2 separate regions of the Homo sapiens genome follow, and region 1 is linked to region 2. Evidence: chromatin loops called from intact Hi-C (ENCODE). Cell type or tissue: heart right ventricle. All regions are shown on one strand. Links, peaks and the distances in the headings refer to the core of each region. The heading gives the core; the rest is flanking DNA. Region 1 overlaps BANP (BTG3 associated nuclear protein). Region 2 overlaps BANP (BTG3 associated nuclear protein).

Region 1 (8,822 bases), core at 210-8,209, 81 kb after region 2:
TGCTCTTAGCCACCAGCACATAGCAACCACCTGTCGGCACGAGTGGCAAGGCCGTATGTTTCTAAGCATAACGTAGTTTGAGGTGTGTGCAGAGACCGCCGTGCGTTGCCCTCCGGGCAGAGCCCACCTGACGAGGGGTCTCTCTGGGTCTCCCCAGCCTGGCCTGGCCTGCTGGTCACTCCTCCACTTGGATGGTCAGTGTGGGGCTGAGATTGGAAAGGCTGGCCCACCCTCTGTTTAAAAGCCACGTTTTTCCATCACGATTAGGAGGGAGATCAGCTGACGTTGGACACGCGAGTGATCCTGTGTGGAGGCTTCCGACTGAAGTGAGCTTAGTGGGAACGTTGGAGCACATGTTTTTAGAAGTTCGTTCTTTTGCCCTCTCACGGTGGATTCAAACGTATTTTTTGTGCCATACAGTAAGTTTTCCAAGTTAAAGAAATGACCAGAGCCACGAGAACGGTGCCATCTGGAGGGTGCGTGGAGGCACGTGGAGGTGGCCTCTTTCTGTGGGGAGCGAGAGGCTCTTCTCACCGTCAGCTCTGGGCTGGCATCTCAGCCCCTCGAGGTGTGAAATTGGATGGCAGCCCGGCCGGGCTCCCCGACCTGCCCTTCTCCCTTTCCTGGGGACACCTGAGCAGCGCCACGGTGATGGCAGGCTTGTGCACGCGTCATGCAGATACATCCTTATTTTCTTCCCACTCTTCGTCGTCCCCTGCCCGCCCACCCTCCCTCTCACCATCCAGAAGCCAGAGGCCTGTGGTCCATGGGGGAGCGCCACAGGCCTCGGGGTGACTTTGGTTGTGTTCTTAAACGTCCCCCACCCTGCCCCAGTGAGTCAGAAGACCCCAAGACACACACATGGTTAAGGTCACTCCCAGGAGCGCCGCCCTGCTGGAAGGGGGGGTGGGCGGCAAGCACCCGCAGGCCTCCACTTCCCTTCCTTCGAGTTTTTAGCCTTTGTGTTGCCTTCTCCCAAGGCTGTGCTTGATTGAGGTTCATGCTGAAACGCTGGAGCCAGCCGCAGAGCACTGTGGAGACTGCTGTGCCTACCGCTTGCCACAAGGCACCTTTGTGTGAATGTGGGGTCTCCCGGGGCATCTTGCCATCGCTCTGGGCTGTAAATCTGCCTTATAGCTCTTAGCCTGTTAGCTTTGAAACTTAGCCTTTTTTGGCCTGAAGGACGATTGTCTAAAACGTTGGATCAGTTGACTTAAACCCTGAGGTCTGCAAGAAGCTTGTGTGTGCTGTTTCTTTTTCTCCAGGAGAAGCAGGTTTCTGCATTTGCCTGCGCTGGCCTGCTGTGTGTGCTCTGTTTCTGACCATCCACTAATGGGTGATTTGGTTTGTGAAAAGCATTAGAAATGGAATTTAAGGGCACGTGTTAGTATTCCCATCAGTGGGTTTAAAGGCTTAAGAATGAGGATGTGGCCTTTCGGCATTTCTTGTAGGAACGTAGGAGAAAGATTTTAGGCCAGTTGGGGGCATCACTGGGATGAGCCTCTTTCTCTGAGCACCTCATTTTTCTTTCTTTTTTTTTTTGAGACGGAGTTTTTGCTTTTGTTGCCCAGGCTGGAGTGCAATGGCACGATCTCGGCTCACCGCAACCTCTGCCTCCTGGGTTCAAGCAATTCTCCTGCCTCAGCCTCCTGAGTAGCTGGGATTACAGGCACGCACCACCATGCCCGGCTAATTTTGTATTTTTAATGGAGACGGGATTTCTCCATGTTGGTCAGGCTGGTCTCCCAACCTCAGGTGACCAGCCCGCCTCGGCCTCCCAAAGTGCTAGGACTGCAGGCATGAGCCACCACGCCCAGCCTGAGCACCTCATTTTTCTAGTATGAGGAAGCTTCTTTGAAGTGAACATCTAGATTTGAAAAAGGCACCTTGGTTACAGTCTCAGCCCTCATACCTTAACAAGTTGGATTCAAAGCTGAATGACAAAAACAAAGGACTTCTTGGCTTTTCCAGCACACCTGTGGATTAGTGGTTTCATCCTCGTTTCTGTCCACACACTTCAGCAGTGTTCAGAGTGTATCTTTTAAAGGCATGGGGGGTGGGGTTCTTTTGTTTGGTTTTGCGTTGCACCTGAGTGGATTCTTGGTTAGATTCAGGATTTTGTATCTAAATAGTACTGAGAAGTCCTTGGGCTTCTTGCGTTGACCTTAGATTTACAGCAGTTTAGCATGATCTCAGTTGGACATTACACAGAATTTCTGCATTCTCAGTAGATAGAGGAAACCAGATGTGTGTGCTCAAAATGCAGTGCCTTTAGGCCGGGGTTCCCTCAGTCGGCTGCTCCCATTTCTACCTTCTGCCGCTTTCTTTTATCTGAAAACAACTGGCTCTGTTTCAAAAATGTTCAGGGGAAAACCCTCTGAATGGAGCTGGGAAAGTAGCACGTGTCTCCAGCCCTGTCCCCAACCACTGTCCCCAACCAAGCCTCTCTTGAGATGACGAGGTGCTGCCCTTTGGGAAGTCCGCTTCAAGTTCAGCCGCAGGCCAGTGTCCCTGGAGCCTGGAAGCCAGGACACCGTCCGTTCCAATGAGCGGCTTCTGCATTCCAGAGCTGGTTTGGAAATGCCTCAGACTGGGGCCCTGCTCCAGACATAAAGCCGGCAGGGAGAGGAAAGAAGGGATTGCACATTCATTGTTGGGCACTAAGTCGGAATTCGGCCCAGCCTGCTCTACCCCTGAAGGCCTGCATCAGACTTGGGGTTCTTTTCATCACAGGGCTCCATCCTACCGGCAGCAGCATCAACTGCACAGATCCCAGGGCGCTCATCTTGGGGCGTGCAGCGCTCTGTAGGGACCCTGGCGTGACCTCATTTTTGCTGCTTCACGTTTAAGATCTGACTGCTGAGTTGTCCTCATCACCAATTTCAAATCAAGCCCAAATCCACAAACTATATCTCAGCCTCCTGTGTGTTTTAAGAGGCTGCGCCGTGCATGGAGGTGCCCTCAGCCTGCAGCAGCGCAGCCAAGCGGAGGGCGCACCGCGGCCTTCTGTGTGACTGTTCTCAGAGCACGCTGTGCCTTCATTTCTGCGTGTTTCACGGCGTTGCCCTTGTGGTATCTGCTGACCCCGGTTCCCTTATTTCTAGGCCCAGTGCCTCGGCTTTCGCCTCTCAGCCCTCCCCTCCCCTCCCCGGTGTGGATGCTTTCTGCCCTGGCCTGGGAGCTGGTCCCAGAAGGAGGAGTTGTGTTGTCGTTGTGGTCCTCCCTGCCCTTCCACGTGGCCCGGCTCAGCGCCCTTGCTTAGTTAATAGGAATTCAGTGTTTCATTATGAAATCCACATATGGCAAACATATGAAACAATCCACCAGGTCCATAGAGAAAGTGAGTCCCCTCCCAGCCTGGACTCTCAGCCCGTCTGTGGGGTGACCGCTGGTCATTTCTGATCTCGCCTTCTGTGCACAAGCTCCTGTGATGATTTTGTAATCACTTCACATTTTAAAAGATCCCTTGATAGACGAGTTTCAGATCCGATCACAGCTGTTCTTAATGAGACTTGGGAAGCCGTGTTGCTGATCTCCAAGAGGGTTCTGCCCTCCTCTGGCTGTGGAAGGCACGTCATGGCATCCTGACCGTGATGTTGTTTCTGCCAGCATTGCCAGTGACAAGACTTCTCACATGATCTGTGCAGCTCATTACACTGGAAGAATTACAGTGTCAGAAACCTCAGAATCTAACTTTGCAGCTTTACAATAACCATGAAGGTAGGCATACCCAAGTGGTGAATGAAAATAAAAGTAGAAAATGTTCTCAACTGGGAATGCATTTGAAAAGTCATGACTTTCAAATGTTTCTACATTGATTTTGTTTTGATAAGTTTTTTAGAAATGAGCGAAACACTTAATGTACACTTAAGATTCGAAGAAAGAGGTACCGGGGCTTTTGTGGGGAACAAAGGCACAGACATTGTTGCTGCCTTGGAACAAGGTGTGGGGGCCAACCACAAGCAGGCACCGGCGCTGGGGGACCAGGGTCAGGGGGCTCTCTTCAGAGACGGCAGAGCACGAGGCTGGGGCAGGAGGTGTCGGGGGCTTGAGAGGCGCAGGGGAGCAGGGGGGGAGAGTGGACAGCGAGGCGGTGGATGTTGAGGCAGTTGTGCGTCCACGGCGGGGCCTGCCTCCGTGGCAGCGCTCCCAGCACCCTGTGCGTCCCTTGCACCCTTGCCCTGTGGTCACCTGTGGTCAGGGACAGTGGGTTCCTCTCCCTTAGCATGCTTGGAAGCAGTGGTGGCATCATGGAGCTGGGAGAGTGGCTTTTATTTGGAGGACAGATGTGCGCATTCACTTAGGGTCCAAGAAATGAGTGGGCCTTGAATGAGCAAAACAACCCACCTGCCTCCCACGGACAGATGCTCCCAGGATGCGGCTAGGCGTCCAGGCCAGCATCGGGTTGGCTGAGGGTTTGCCGAGGAGAGGGCATCGCCAGGCTGGGCGCCTGTGTGGCACCACGTGGCACTCCCCGAGGAGGCCTGGGGACCCCTCCTGGACATGCCTTCCTCCCTTAAAAAACAACAACGCTTTTGCCAGACACAAGAGGCTCCTGTGGAGCTCTCATGGCTGGCAGTGCCAGATGGGAGCCTGGTGCCTTCATGCGGTTGGGGGTGCTGCCGCTCTTGCCCGCAGGGCACTCCTCTGGCTGGGATAGGAGACAGCCAGGACCCCTCAGCTTCTGAGGGCCGTGGCCTTCAGGCTGTCAGGAGGCCCTGGGAGGTGGCTAGAGCCCAGTGGCCTCCAGGGGAACACGAGTCATAGAGGACATTTCATTTTTTTTCTCCTCCAATTTTGTTTTGGCTTTTAAAAACTCCTACAGTACAAACTCTTTCTAATGGAAAAAAGCGGTTGCTCTCCCTGCAGCTGCCAGCCCGCCCTGAAGGCACGGACTGCCAGGCCTTTTGTTTCTGTTGTTTTTGCTGTTTGGGAATTTGATGTTTTAATAAAGAGCCCTTTGGGGACCTGGCTGGAGGCTCCTGTGGCTGCCATAACAAACGACCACAGACCCCGTGGCTTTACCGGAGGGCAGAAGCCCATCCTGGGTCTCAGTGGGCTGAAAGCAAGGCAGGGTTGGTCCTTCTGGAGGCTCCAGGGGAAAATTCGTTTTCTTGCCTTTTCCAGCTTCTAGAGGCCACCCGCATCCCCTGCCTCCTGGCCCCATCCGTCTTCAAAGCCAGCAGTGGCCAGGTGAGTCCTTTGTACATCCCATCTCTCCCACCCTCTGTGGCTGGGAGGAGTCTCTGCTTTTAAAGACCCCCGCGATGACACTGGGCCCACCTGGCCATCCAGGGTCATCTCACCACGTGAGGGTGATCAGTTGAGCCACATCTGTGAGATCCCTTTGCCCATGTAAAGTAACACCTAAACAGGGCCCAGGGATTGGGACCTGGGTGTCTTTGTGGGGTGGGTAGCTCTGCCCAGCACAGCGAGCTGGGGTGAGACGCGCTTGCCAGGTGCTTTCTGAAGACACAACAGGAACGGGGGAAGAATTTCTCGCCATCTTTTGTTCAGAAAACTGATGGCACAAGTGGTGATGGTTCCCTCAGGCTGAACTGGTCAACCTAGGAGGGAGGAGAGCAGGGACCGGCTCTGCTTTTGTTTTTATTCAGGGGAACTGGGCTGGTGGCAGGACCAGGTTGCATGCTTGCTCAGGTAGAGCACAAGGAAAGCGAGTATGGAAGGGCACCCTGATCCCGGGAGGCCCACAGGATCCCAGCCCCACAGTGTCCCCAGCGGAGCAGCTCCCCTCTGGGAGGGCCCCAGCCATGCTTGCCTTCCACCTCCTTCCTGTCCCTCCTGGGCCCACTGCCCAGCTTAGGATTCTTGGTGGGGATGGGAGCACGGGAGAGGGTGTGCACCTGCGCCTGTGGCTTTTACGAGCCTGGGATAGCGTCCGAGCAGCCTCTGTCGTCCCACTACTGCGGCAGGTGCAGGGCGAGCTGTGCCCATGCGAGGCGGCCTCAGGGCAGACGGGGCTTCTCCCAGACACGTTCCTTAGAGCACCGAGGGCTCCAAAGAGCCTTTCCTCATGAAGGGGTCCCCTGCCAGGGGATCCCTCAGGTACACAGCTTTTAAGACTCTGAGATGAGGTTCACCAACGTGGAACTGAACTGCCCAATAAATGTATTAACAGGAAGTGAATGTCCAGGGAAAATTCCTCACCCCTGAGGCTGACATTACCAGCAGGCGGTAATTTTACTTTGAGTGAAACTCGGGAGTTTGGTGTCGTTTCTCTCTGTGGCGCTGCTGCTGCCTTATGGATTGCTGGGTACTGCGGGCCTGGCCACCTGGTGAAGGGCCTCGGCCACACCCACAGCCAGAAGGAGCTCGAAGGAACCCAGCTTCGACTCGGTGTCTGACACTGTGGCCTCTGTTCCCAAAAACAAGTGCCTCCTGCTCCTTTTGCCTAAAATTCTGTTTATTTTCAGCTGAGCTGTGTTGTTCACAAAAAGTAAAACCACATTGCCTGGAAAAATGTAGTTTTGAGGCAGAAATGAGAAAATCCTAACCCATAAATCAAGGAGGAAACTAGAAGTTTCTGTTGATAGATTCTTGAAAAACTGAAAACATTGAATCATTTTGTTCAGTTTTTTTTTCCCCCAGAAAGGTGCCAAACCTTGCCTACATTGCCTGTGTGTGTCTTTGCCATCAGCCTTCAAAACGCCGCTCCCAGCGGTGCGGGCGCTCCCTCTCGTGCTCCCTTGGGAGACTTGAGGGTCTCCCAGGGCAGAGGGGAGGCAGTGGCGCTGTCAGTGGCTGTGCGAGGCTGGGTGACTCTGCTAGGCAGAGGTCAGAGCCATCGGCCGGGGCACATTGCCACAGCGGCCTAGACATTTTTGGATGGAGGTACCAGGCAAATTATTTTATTACTGTTTTGAACTCGCCTAGAAACCCAGTTATAGGAATGCACACTCGCTCTCTTTTTTATTAATTGGTGTTGGACACACAGCACGTGGCGGGATCCTAGGGCCCAGGTGTGTGGGGGAAGGTGAAGCCGCTGACCTTTGACCCTTTGCAGCTCTGTGCCGCCTGCCACTCAGTGTGTTCTTTGCTTTGGTGCCAGTGGAGTGGCCGACTGGCTTGTGTGGCTGGTCTCATGGGGCTGAGGGGGTCAGAGCCGCTGGGCTGGGTGTGGGGCGCCACAGTTGTTTGGCCTCTCAGCCCCCAGCCAGTGTCACCCAGGTGTCTCGCCCCATGCCCCATGCTGCATGGTTCCCACCTACACCACATCTGCGCCGGGGCCTCCCTCAGGGAGGAGACTCGAGCTGGAACCAGGCTGTGACCCTGCACCCTGCTGCGTGCCCCCGCCCTGAGACGGGACCCAGGGGCTTGTCCTGAGGGGCTCTAGGCCGGCCCCACCTCACCTGCTGCACTGCCACCGCTCAAACCTGATTTGAGATACTTTATGGGTATTTTATGCCAGAGTTTCAGAGTCCTTTTTTTTCCTTGGCACTATTTCCAAATCTAAGGGGGTCAGCTGCTGCCACTCCCATTCAGAGCCGCTCCCCAGTGCCCAGCCCCCCCTGCACCCCACGGCGCTCACCCTGCCATGCTCTGGCCACCCCTGCCCTGGACGGCCGGCTGCCCCAGTCCTGGTCCTCCACCCTTTCACTGACCTCGCCCTGCTCCACCCCAGGGTAAACCCCAGGTCTCCACTCAACCTGTCAATCTCCCCACTCCATTGTTCCTGCATGGTTACACCCTGAGATGAGGGAACCCTGACGATGCTCCCGGCTGAGCCTTGCCTTCCCGCAGTTACACGTTGCACGGGGCCTCCCCGTAGCATCCACTGTGTCAATGCCCCCTCCGTCCCCAACAGACCCGCCCTCCCCCCACTGTCTGCCTCCTTGTGTCGTCAGTCCGTGACACGCCACGTGTGTGATGAGGAGGTGCTTGGAGTGGCACTGCTCTGCGTGTGGCCACGCACTTCGTTTCCATTTTCACACGTAGTTCAGAGCTGGGTGTCCGACAGAGGTGCCCGAGGTGGAAAGCGTCGTGCACTCGTCCCACCTGTGGCCCCTGCAGAGCTCCGGCTGTGTGGCACGGGCTCCTGAGAGCTGGGGATGGAGGAGGTGCGGGCTTACCGTGTGCTCCTCTGCTGCTCGCCCCAGGCTTGGGTTTCCTGGCGGTCACCTGGTTGGCGTGAACCTTGGGCGTGCGCCAGGGTCCCTGTGCTGTCGTGGAGTGCAGGCAGGTGGGCAGGCGCTTGGGAGTTACCAGTCAAGTCCCTGCACCGCGCAGACCATTGCCTGGTGTTCAGGAGTTTTCAAGGCCTCGGCCTGGTGGGAATAGTTGAGAAACGCTGGTTCAGGCAGCTTGCTTTATTCACAGCCCTGAGACACCTCTGGGACAGCCCCTGAGGATATTTTTCCCGGAACTTTCTCGGGGCCAGGAGTGTGCCTGTGCTGTGATGAGTGGGAAACGCAGTTTGTGCAGGGCCTCACAGAAGAGCCCACTGGTGCGGGTGCTGGCTGCCTCCTCCAGTGGGCGCCAGCTCGGGGTCTGTGGCAGGAACGTGGGTGGCTGCGGATCCACCCAGGACAGAGTGACTGCCTGGGCGCGTGGTGGAACTGAGTGCAGAACTCCTCCCCAGCCCCCTTTCCAAGTGCAGCCTTGCCCGGTCTGTTCCCAGGCATCACTGAAAAGTTACTGGTGGGTTTGCACATTGGCAGGAATGTCTGCTCTCTCTTCCTTTCTTGGGAAGAAGGTTCTCTCTGCAGGGGCTCCACCTCCCTGGGCGCTCTCGTCCCCAGCCTGTGGTCTGAGCCAGAGTCTCTGCGGCTGACAGGGACTTGCTCTCTCTTTCCTGCCCCTGT
Region 2 (8,822 bases), core at 583-8,582:
GCTTAAAGGCATGGACAGTCTTTTTTGTTTTCCTGTTAAGATCTTCGGAATGTCAATGTATGTAACACGTCTGAGGGGAGTTGCTTTGGTGGAGGTGGAGGCAGGGACCAGAGAGGCCTGTGCACTTGGCTTTCCTCTAGCACCTGGAGAATCTGAATGCCAGCCAGGAGTGCTTCACCCACATCGGTGGGCAGCCTTGTGTGTAAGGTGCTGGGAGGGTGGTCTGCTGTGGGGTGGGTGCTGTGACCTTGTTGGTGTCACAGTATAAACCGGTGTGAGTTGAGGCCCTTCCAGGAACGGCTTCCCGAACTAGGCGGCATTTGAGTGGGGCTGGACAGAAGGTTGTTAGATTTCCCTGGTGGAGGTGGCTGGAGGGTTGGCAGTATGGGAAGGGCTGGGGCACAGCACCAGCAGAGCGGGGCAGGTGTCATCTGGCCACAGTGAGGTCATCCTGCTTGGCTGTGGTGTTGGTGCCCTTGAAAGCAGATGGTGTGCCAAGGTGTGCATGTGCTGAAGGGCATTCCCAGCGGCCAGCATTCAGATTTCTGATTTTTTTCTATCAGAAGTGTTACAATACGCATGCTCATATGTATGCACGTATATAATATCTATTCTTATATACTGGCATTCATTTTTGTAAATAGTCACACACTGGTATTACTGTTAAAAACTTAAACCTATTAACCTGGATAGTCCCAGCTACTTGGGCTGAGGTGGGGGGTCCCTTGAGTACAGGAATTTGAGTCCAGCCTGGGTGACATAGCAAGACCTCATCTCTTAAAAAACAAAAACAAAAACCAAACAAAACGATTAATATTAACCCAGAGTCCATATTTGTTGCTCAGTGAAGAGGAAGGCTGCAGACAAACCTGTTGATGAGGCAGATGGTCTCGCACCTCCCACATGTATGCCGTTTGTTTATCTCAATGTGTGAGCATGTAGAGTAGAGCACGGTAGGAGTGCACTAGACAGTTCACACTGTCATTTCAGGCAAGGAAATGAGAAGAAAAAACACTCATGACACAATGTACAATCTTTAACAAGAACTGTTGACCTTGAACTTCTATCTATAACTGCAAATGTGTAAATTTTAAAAAATTGACTAGGTCTAAGGAAAAGGACTAGAAGGGTCACAGACAGATAGAAATGTGATTTGCAGAGATGAGGCAATTGTGGCCGATTTTGGTCTTTGATTTTGAGGTTATCTTTGACGTTGTTTTTGTAATCAGTTTTAGAGAAAAGGAAGGAGGTTGGGACCACACTGTGGCTGCCCTGAGCTGGGGCCGAGTTGCTTATCCTGCGGGAAGCCGTGACGATCACCTGACGCTTGCTGTGTGATGGGGGCAGCTGGTCTCAGCTGTGCCTGGGAGGGTCGGGGTTCTGTCACTTAGTGTGTTAAGATTGACACTGTTTTGATTATCAGCACCTATGGCAATGTGATATTCAGTGTATTTTTTCCCCTTTTAGTTCTGGACCTGCAGATAGGGTGGCTTTGATTTTGGAATGAGGTGACCAACAGATAAAACTTTATTTTAAAGTTGGGAAGAAATCATTATTATTGATTGGGTTTTATCGTGGGTTTTCTCAAACCAAACAGGGCAGCCCCGCAGAGCATGGAGTCAGAAGTCAGAAGCTTGCAGGTTTGGAGTTAGGACTGACTCAGTGGCACATTAATTGCCCAGTGTCTGGGCTTTTCTTGGGATTAAGGAGTTATCCTGTTTTTCTGCCTGACTGAGAATAAGTTTAAAAAGGTGAAATATGAGATAGGTTCTGCTGTTTCTCCTTCAACCTTAAGGTGTCAGCACTGTTTACTATCTTAATGTTAAAATAATTCTGTAAAACTTTTCATGTTAAACATTTTTTTTCTCTGTCACTGATTTCAGTTGTTTTGGAGAATCATGTAGTGACAGATGAAGACGAACCTGCTTTGAAACGCCAGCGACTAGAAATCAATTGCCAGGATCCATCTATAAAGGTAAAAATCTGACTCTGTTCTGTGGTGTGTAGTGCGTTGCAGATTTCAAGGGCTGCTATAACAAATCACCATCAATGGGATGGCTTCAAAATGTAGCCTCTCAGCTGTGGAGGCCAGAGATCCAAAATCAAGATGCAGGCAGGGTCTCGCTCCCTCCAAAGGTTCTAGAAGGTGGATCCTTCCTGCCTCTTCCAGCTTCTAGTGGCTCCGGCCCTGCCTCAGCTTGTGGGGCTCCTTCCAGCTCTGCCTTCCTCTTCATGTTGCGGCCGCCTCTGTGTGTCTGTGACTGTTTCCCCTTCTCTCCTCTAGTAAGGACTTGTCATTGGATTTAAGGCCCACCCTAATCCAGGTTGATCTCATTGACTAAATTACATCTACACAGACCCAAAGAGTTTCTAAATTACATCTGCACAGTTTCCAAAGAGACCACATGGGTAGGTTCTGGCGGTTAGGATGTGGGTATATCACTTTAGGATGTGGCTATATCACCAGGCAGCCCGCTACAGAAGAGTGTGAGCCATTTTTTCTCTTGAAGAGCACAAAGAGTAAGAATTGTTTACCTTGAGATGCTGCTGAAGGAGGCATCTTCCCACACACCTGCAGGCCCATTTTGGATGGAAGGAAAGTGAAGTTTCTACCAGTGATGAATGACTTCTGTGTCTGCCATTTAAGTCACTTAGATTCTAAAGTTTACTAGATGGGGTTCTTGGGAACTGCTCATTCAGTGAATTATTTTTGGATCTTTGAATTTGCTTGGTTGGTTCCAGTGTTTGCAGAGTCACCGAGGTAAATATCGGCACATGTGAGAAGGTTATGAGAGCAACACAAAACCAAAGTCACTTTTCATATAATTCTTCTACTTACACAGGGTGTCTATTTGGTAATATTTAATTTGTTTTGTTAACAAGGAGAAGCAGTGTAAATGTGTACGAAAAACTTACAAATAAATTGACTGTAAAATGCCTGTTTCCAACCAATGGATAGGATGTGGCTCTGTTAGTAAACACTGCGTTATCATTCCCTAAATAAAACGCAGCTCTGATTTTATCACAGAACACACATCTGTTGCACATAGAACAGAAATGTATAAAGTGGGCACGGGAGTGGCCCTGCCTTCCTCCTTGTCCCACTGTTGAGAAGAGGGTGGGCCCCCGGTTGAATGTGACTTGCGTAGAGTCGTGTGCGTGGCTCTAGGTTGTTTTATTGGTATATAAGAGTGATTTTTCCCAAAACCCCAGGCAGAATCATTTGTAATTCAGAATTAAAATAACATGGGTGTACTGTGTAAAGAATTTGAGAGCCAAACATTTGATGTTCTCCGGTTGTTGAAAATAGCGGCGTTATCAGTGGCCATTCAGGGATTCAGCCACCTATTGTTGCTTTTCACGACGATGCATGTTTGTCATGCCAGGGACCGTGCCTCCTTTGTAGGTAAGCTGATTGAGTGTCATCACGTGGGCTTGAGTCCACCTGACGCCGTGGCTCCTTCCCTCTCTCACACGCGCCTTCAACAGAGAGTAGTCAGTCAGGGAGGGTGAGTTTCAGTTGGTTTCTTTAGCTCCTGTCTATATCAGCGCCCAGTGGTGAATCTTGCCAGGAGAGGTGGTGACCTGAGAAAAGGCGAGTTGTTGGGCAATATGTGGATTTTCCCTCCTGCAGGGCTGTCCCTGCCACTGTGTACGCCAGGTTTCCATGCCAGCTACATGATGTATGATATCACTGCAGTTTTGATATTCTGCAGATTCCCTTGAGATCAGAAAGGAGAGTGGGCATAAGCAGTGTTGTAGGTCAGCTGCAGTTATTGGGAAAGCCGTTCCGGCTCCAATGTGGGCCGGCCTCCCGCTCCCCTGTCAATGTGGGCCGGCCTCCCGCTCCCCTGTGCTGCGAGCTCCACGGCCCGCTCTCAGTGGCTGCCTCAGTGCCACCCCTGCTGTCTCGAGCCTACCTCCCCCTTCCTTCTGATGTGCACACTTTGGACCCCACGCTCTTTAGGTCATGGGCAGGAAAGGAGAGAGAAAAGACGAAACACGAATTCTGTGCTGTTTTCAGCTGTTGATTCTTAAGGCAGGTGCCAGCCTTCCTGAGTACTAAGCAGGGCTGGTGGGCGCTCCCCCAACCTGTCCCTCCCTAGACCTGAAGGAGTGTCCTTCTGTCTGCTGGTGAGACCTGGTGGAGGGTGTCTCTTTTGCACAGTGCAATTCCTGTGTGATTAACACGTTTCCACGTGTGCTCATGGTGGCTCCTGGCTGGGACGGCAGCTGGGGAAATGAAATTCTTCCCTTTCTGGTTTGTGTGTTTCTCTGTTTCTTGGGTTTGGGGTCCGGCACGTGACTGCTCACTGGTTACTTGGAGTTAGGAATCCGGAGGAGACTCAGCCGGAAAGGTCAGACGTGGAGCCCGGCTTTGCCAACCACTAGGTGGCAAGCTTGCCGCTCAAGAGCCCCACGGGAGCCTCAGGACCAAATCCCAAGTCAGGGCCACAGGGGGTCCCGTCACCTTTTCCCATTAGGCAGCGGGCTGTGAGGCGAATGTGCGTGGCCTGTGGCTTTTATGCTGTGTCGATGTTAGGTGTAATCTGTTTTTATTGTTGAGAAGATTTGACTAGTTTTATGTGTAAATTTACTGATTAATAATAACATATTAAAGTACATTTTTAAAATTAAATGGGCTTAACCAAGAATTGCAACTGCACGTAGAAGTGAAACCATGACTAAATCATCACATTTGAAACAGGACGTGTGACTCGTGTGTAAAATGTGGACGTGTTACTCACATGTTTCTGGCTCATAGCTCACGGGCTATTTCCAGTGTGGGGATTGTTCTGTCTGAATAGATAGAGTTGAGATCAGGAAATAGCTGTTTGGTGTTTCTTGGGGTTGTCTTCTTACAGTTCAGGAGACCCTTCCTAAAGCCGGTCTTTTTTCACTTCCAGTCATTCCTGTATTCCATCAACCAGACAATCTGCTTGCGGTTGGATAGCATTGAAGCCAAATTGCAAGCCCTGGAGGCTACTTGTAAATCCTTAGAAGAAAAGCTGGATCTGGTCACGAACAAGCAGCACAGCCCCATCCAGGTCCCCATGGTGGCCGGCTCCCCTCTCGGGGCAACCCAGACGTGCAACAAAGTGCGATGGTAAGAACAGACCAGGGTGCCGGGGCCTTCAGGTCACTTGGGGAGAAGCGCGTCACCTCCTCGCCCAGGCCCGCAGCTTAGTGGCTCAGTTTGCTGGAGATGCGCGGTGTCTGCCTCAGCAGTCTCAGCAGTTTCTAACTAAAGCTGACTTTTAGTTAGACCGAAACCGAACACATGGCATCCTGCCAGGATGACCTGAAGTCATCCTCACGTTTCCTTTCCACATAAAGCCGACCCATGCACCTTTTCTTTGGAACTAACCCACCAGATCTTAGAAAATGTACATGTGCTTCTTTCCTTTTTCCTACTCTACCTGGCTAGTCTTTACATATGTTTTTCTTCGTATGTGGTGTTTATACATTTCACATGAATATATCAAACTTTTCATTCAAGTCTGCAGTTTTTATTTTGCTTATTTTTAAAAAGTAGAGTCTAATGAGTCTAATCTTAGAAAGCTGTGTGGTAGTTTGCAAACTGTTTGAGTAGAACCTTTATGATGTCTTAGAAAGTCTCGGACCTGCTTGGTGTCCACTCATCCGAGGCTTCCTGTCAGATATTCCAGCCGACAGCTCGTGCTGAAGCGCAGGCTCTGGTGTCGCTAGCCTTCCCCACGCCTGGCCAGAAAGAAGTCCTGCTTGAGGCAGTGGACACGGCACGGCTTTGTGCTTGACGAGGGGCCTTTTGACTGAGCGCTACTCACTTCAGGTTCCCTGGCCTGGCTGTAGCCTTCTGCCCGGTGTGTCTGGGAGGAGAGAGAATGGTGGGACGGCAGCGGGGGCGCCGGGGAGGACATGTGGACGCCGAGGAATGGGAGCCGCAACAAGCCTGGAGGGACTGTTGTGACCTCGCTGCCCGTGTGTGCTGGTGGCTGGCGCTGGGTTAGGTGCTTTGTGGGCCTCGCCAGGGGGTGTGGGAAGTCTGGGGGCAGCTCCACATGACGGCTGCTGTGCTGGCCGAAGCAGTGGTGCCTCTTTGAACTCTCGGGCATGCCGGGGCTTTTGGAAACGCTACCCGGCCGTCTTCCGAGCTCCGCTGCTGGTGGTGGAGTTGGCATCTCAGTTCGCAGGCGGGAGCTGGGGATCGTTCACGTGTTACTCTGAGATGGGGCCTTCACCCTGCACAAATGCTGTCACTCACGTGTCTCCCCCCAGCAGGAGTTTGTTTACCGTGTCCTCTGTGCAGGGACGCTGTTGGGCTCCCAGGTCAGGTGTGCAAAGCTGTTAGACCCAATGCCTTTTTTTTTAGGATAGTTTTTTGGGGTAATGTCCTCTTACCCTAAAATGCAGTTCTTAGAAAATATAATTTATGTTTCAAAAAAAAAGAAAATGTAATTTATAACTTATAGTTATTAGACTGTCCTAGCTATAGAGAATGAATGTGATAGTATTGTGTAATAAGACAACACATTTCAACATGATGATGGTTGGCTGTGAAAAAGCCGGACGTCCCACCTGGTATGTTGCGTCCTGGTGACCGGGGGGCAGTCCCTGCAGACGGACCCAGGTGTGACACTGGGAGTTCAGCCCCCAGCTGGTGATAGAATATTACAGAATGGTGAGCAGTTCCTAATGAACTTTCACATAAAGCAAAGTATAATTTTTTCTAGACTTGTAATAGTTGAATTCATGGAAAATTCAAGTCATAGTAAGACTGTGCAAAAATGTTTTGTGTGTAAATGTTGAATAGAGTAAGATTCTGAGTTCAGAGAGTTAGAAGCATGTTTTCCACTCATGAAGCTCTGGTTCATTGTAAGTTATGTGTGTGGAGAGTTTTTGTTGGGTGAGACTGTCTCACTCACTGAAGGACGTCTCAACCTCCCTTACCTCTGCCTGCCAAATTCCAGTACTCTCTGAATCTTGACCACCAAAGATGTCCCACGGGATCTCAAAGCACCCCTGGGCACCTGCATTGAGAACCACTGTTTTAAGGAATTAAACACAAGGATGAACGAACCTCTCCTGTCCCCGGAGCCTTGCGTGCTGGCGGACAGCTGCCCATCACGTGTCACTTGTCACTTGTCACGTTGTGCCAGTGCTGGGCAGGTCATTGTCACCACTTGGGAAAAGCGTTGACAAAATTGGTCGTTAGATTCCACCGCTGACAATGTGTGATGGGGGGAGAGGTTCCTCTGTGAAGAACTCCAAAGGCTGGAGTGTAGTTTCTGTAGTGGGTTGGCCTTGAGGGTGCCTTGCTTGGATTCCATCTGCACAGGGCGGAGCTTGGGCCTCTGACTGTCACAGTTGCCCTGACAGACACTGAGGTGACCTCGGCCAAGTCACGCATTCATTCCCATCTGAGTTTCTAGTTTAAGATAAGAGGAAGAGGACCTGGAGCTCCTCTGGGGCTGCTTTGGCCCAGGGTCCTCCTGCTTTCTGAGGGTAACAGTGTCTGTGCTCATGAAAACATGTGATGTTAGTCACAGACCTGCCGTGGCAGAAATCCCCCATGCTTCCCTCTGCTGGGGGCAAATGATATCATTCACAGACCTGCGGTGGTTGTCTGTCTACTTGTCAACAAGCAGTGAAATAAGAGTAAAGTTGCCTAATACTGACTCAGATGCACAATCCAGTTAACCCAGATGTGTGAGATCTTCCGGTTTGAAAGAACTGTATTGGCAAGGCAAAATCAACCTATTGTAGAATATATTTATTGTATATCAGCATGGGGATTATTAATATTGCTAATAAAACCATTATTTGTAAAAATTAAGATTAATAGAAGAATCGTTCTGCTATTTTCTCATAGTTTTAAATAGGATAAAAGTATATTCTATTTAAAATCCTATTTAAAATATATCCTATTCAGAATTACAAGAAAATGTAAGAATGGTTTCCTTTTTTTTGAGACTCCGCTCGGCCACCCAGGCTGGAGTGCAGTGGCGCGATCTTGGCTCACTGCAACCTCTGCCTCCCAGGCTCAAGCAATTCTCCTGCCTCATCCTCCCAAGTAGCTGGGATTACAGGCATGCACCACGCCGCCTAGCTAATTTTTGTAATTTTAGAAGAGACAGGGTTTCGCCACATTAGCCAGGCTGGTCTTGAACTCTTGACCTTAGGTGATCTGCCTGCCTCGGCCTCCCAAAGTGCTGGGATTACAGGCGTGAGCCACCACGCCTAGTGGAGTGATTTCCTTTCATAGTAAAGTTTTAAATGTGGTATATTTGAATGACTTTTAAAGAAGGAGGCTGGGTGCGATGGCTCACACCTATAATTCCAGCACTTTGGAAGGCCAAGATGGAAGGATCACTTGAACCCAAGAGTTCCAGACCAGCGTGGGCAACGTAGTGAGACCCCCATCTGCACAAAAAAATAAAAAAAATTAGCTGGGCACAGTGGCACCCGCCTGTAATCTCTTAGGAGGCTGAGGTGGGAGGATTGCTTGAGCCTGGGAGGGTGAGACTATGGTGAGCTGTGACTCTGCCACTGCACTCCAGGCTGAGCGAGACCCTAACTCAAAAAAAAAAAAAAAAAAAAAAAAAAAGGATGTTATTATGTCTGACATTTCTTTCCATGTAAGTTCTTTTTAAAAGGCAGTCTCACTCTGTGATGCAGGCTGGAGTACAGTGGTGGAATCTTGGCTCACTGCAACCTCTGCCTCCTGGATTCAAGCGATTCTCCCACCTCAGCCTCCCGAGTGGCTGGAACTGTAGGTGCACGCTACTATGCTTGGCTAATTTTTGTTTTTGATAGAGATGAGGTTTTGCCATGTTGTACAG

What was found. Peaks named below come from ENCODE experiments on the same cell type or tissue, not always from the same donor. Only the 100,000 strongest peaks of a DNase experiment are listed, where the experiment ranks them.
Region 1: a loop joins it to region 2, with 2.3 times the contacts of the local background. A loop is called at or near these places in 2 of 110 quality-filtered maps.

Annotation. Positions count from the first base shown.
Region 1 is chr16:88,060,140-88,068,961 of GRCh38, forward strand. It overlaps BANP (BTG3 associated nuclear protein), which reads left to right. Exons shown (of 14, transcript NM_001386991.1): 12 at 5,128-5,193. Among named protein-coding and RNA genes, the nearest start is that of BANP, 110 kb to the left of the region's middle. RefSeq lists enhancers at 2,821-3,589, 4,312-4,987, 5,664-6,339. In heart right ventricle, for the core only: a CTCF peak has its summit at 3,542 (motif pointing left); a DNase peak (open chromatin) is centred at 2,566; H3K27ac peaks cover 1,683 bases.
Region 2 is chr16:87,979,153-87,987,974 of GRCh38, forward strand. BANP (BTG3 associated nuclear protein) reads left to right here. Exons shown (of 14, transcript NM_001386991.1): 3 at 1,884-1,975; 4 at 4,908-5,107. Among named protein-coding and RNA genes, the nearest start is that of BANP, 32 kb to the left of the region's middle. RefSeq lists an enhancer at 3,967-4,559. In heart right ventricle, for the core only: a CTCF peak has its summit at 4,355 (motif pointing right); no DNase peak of the experiment used is centred there; H3K27ac peaks cover 779 bases.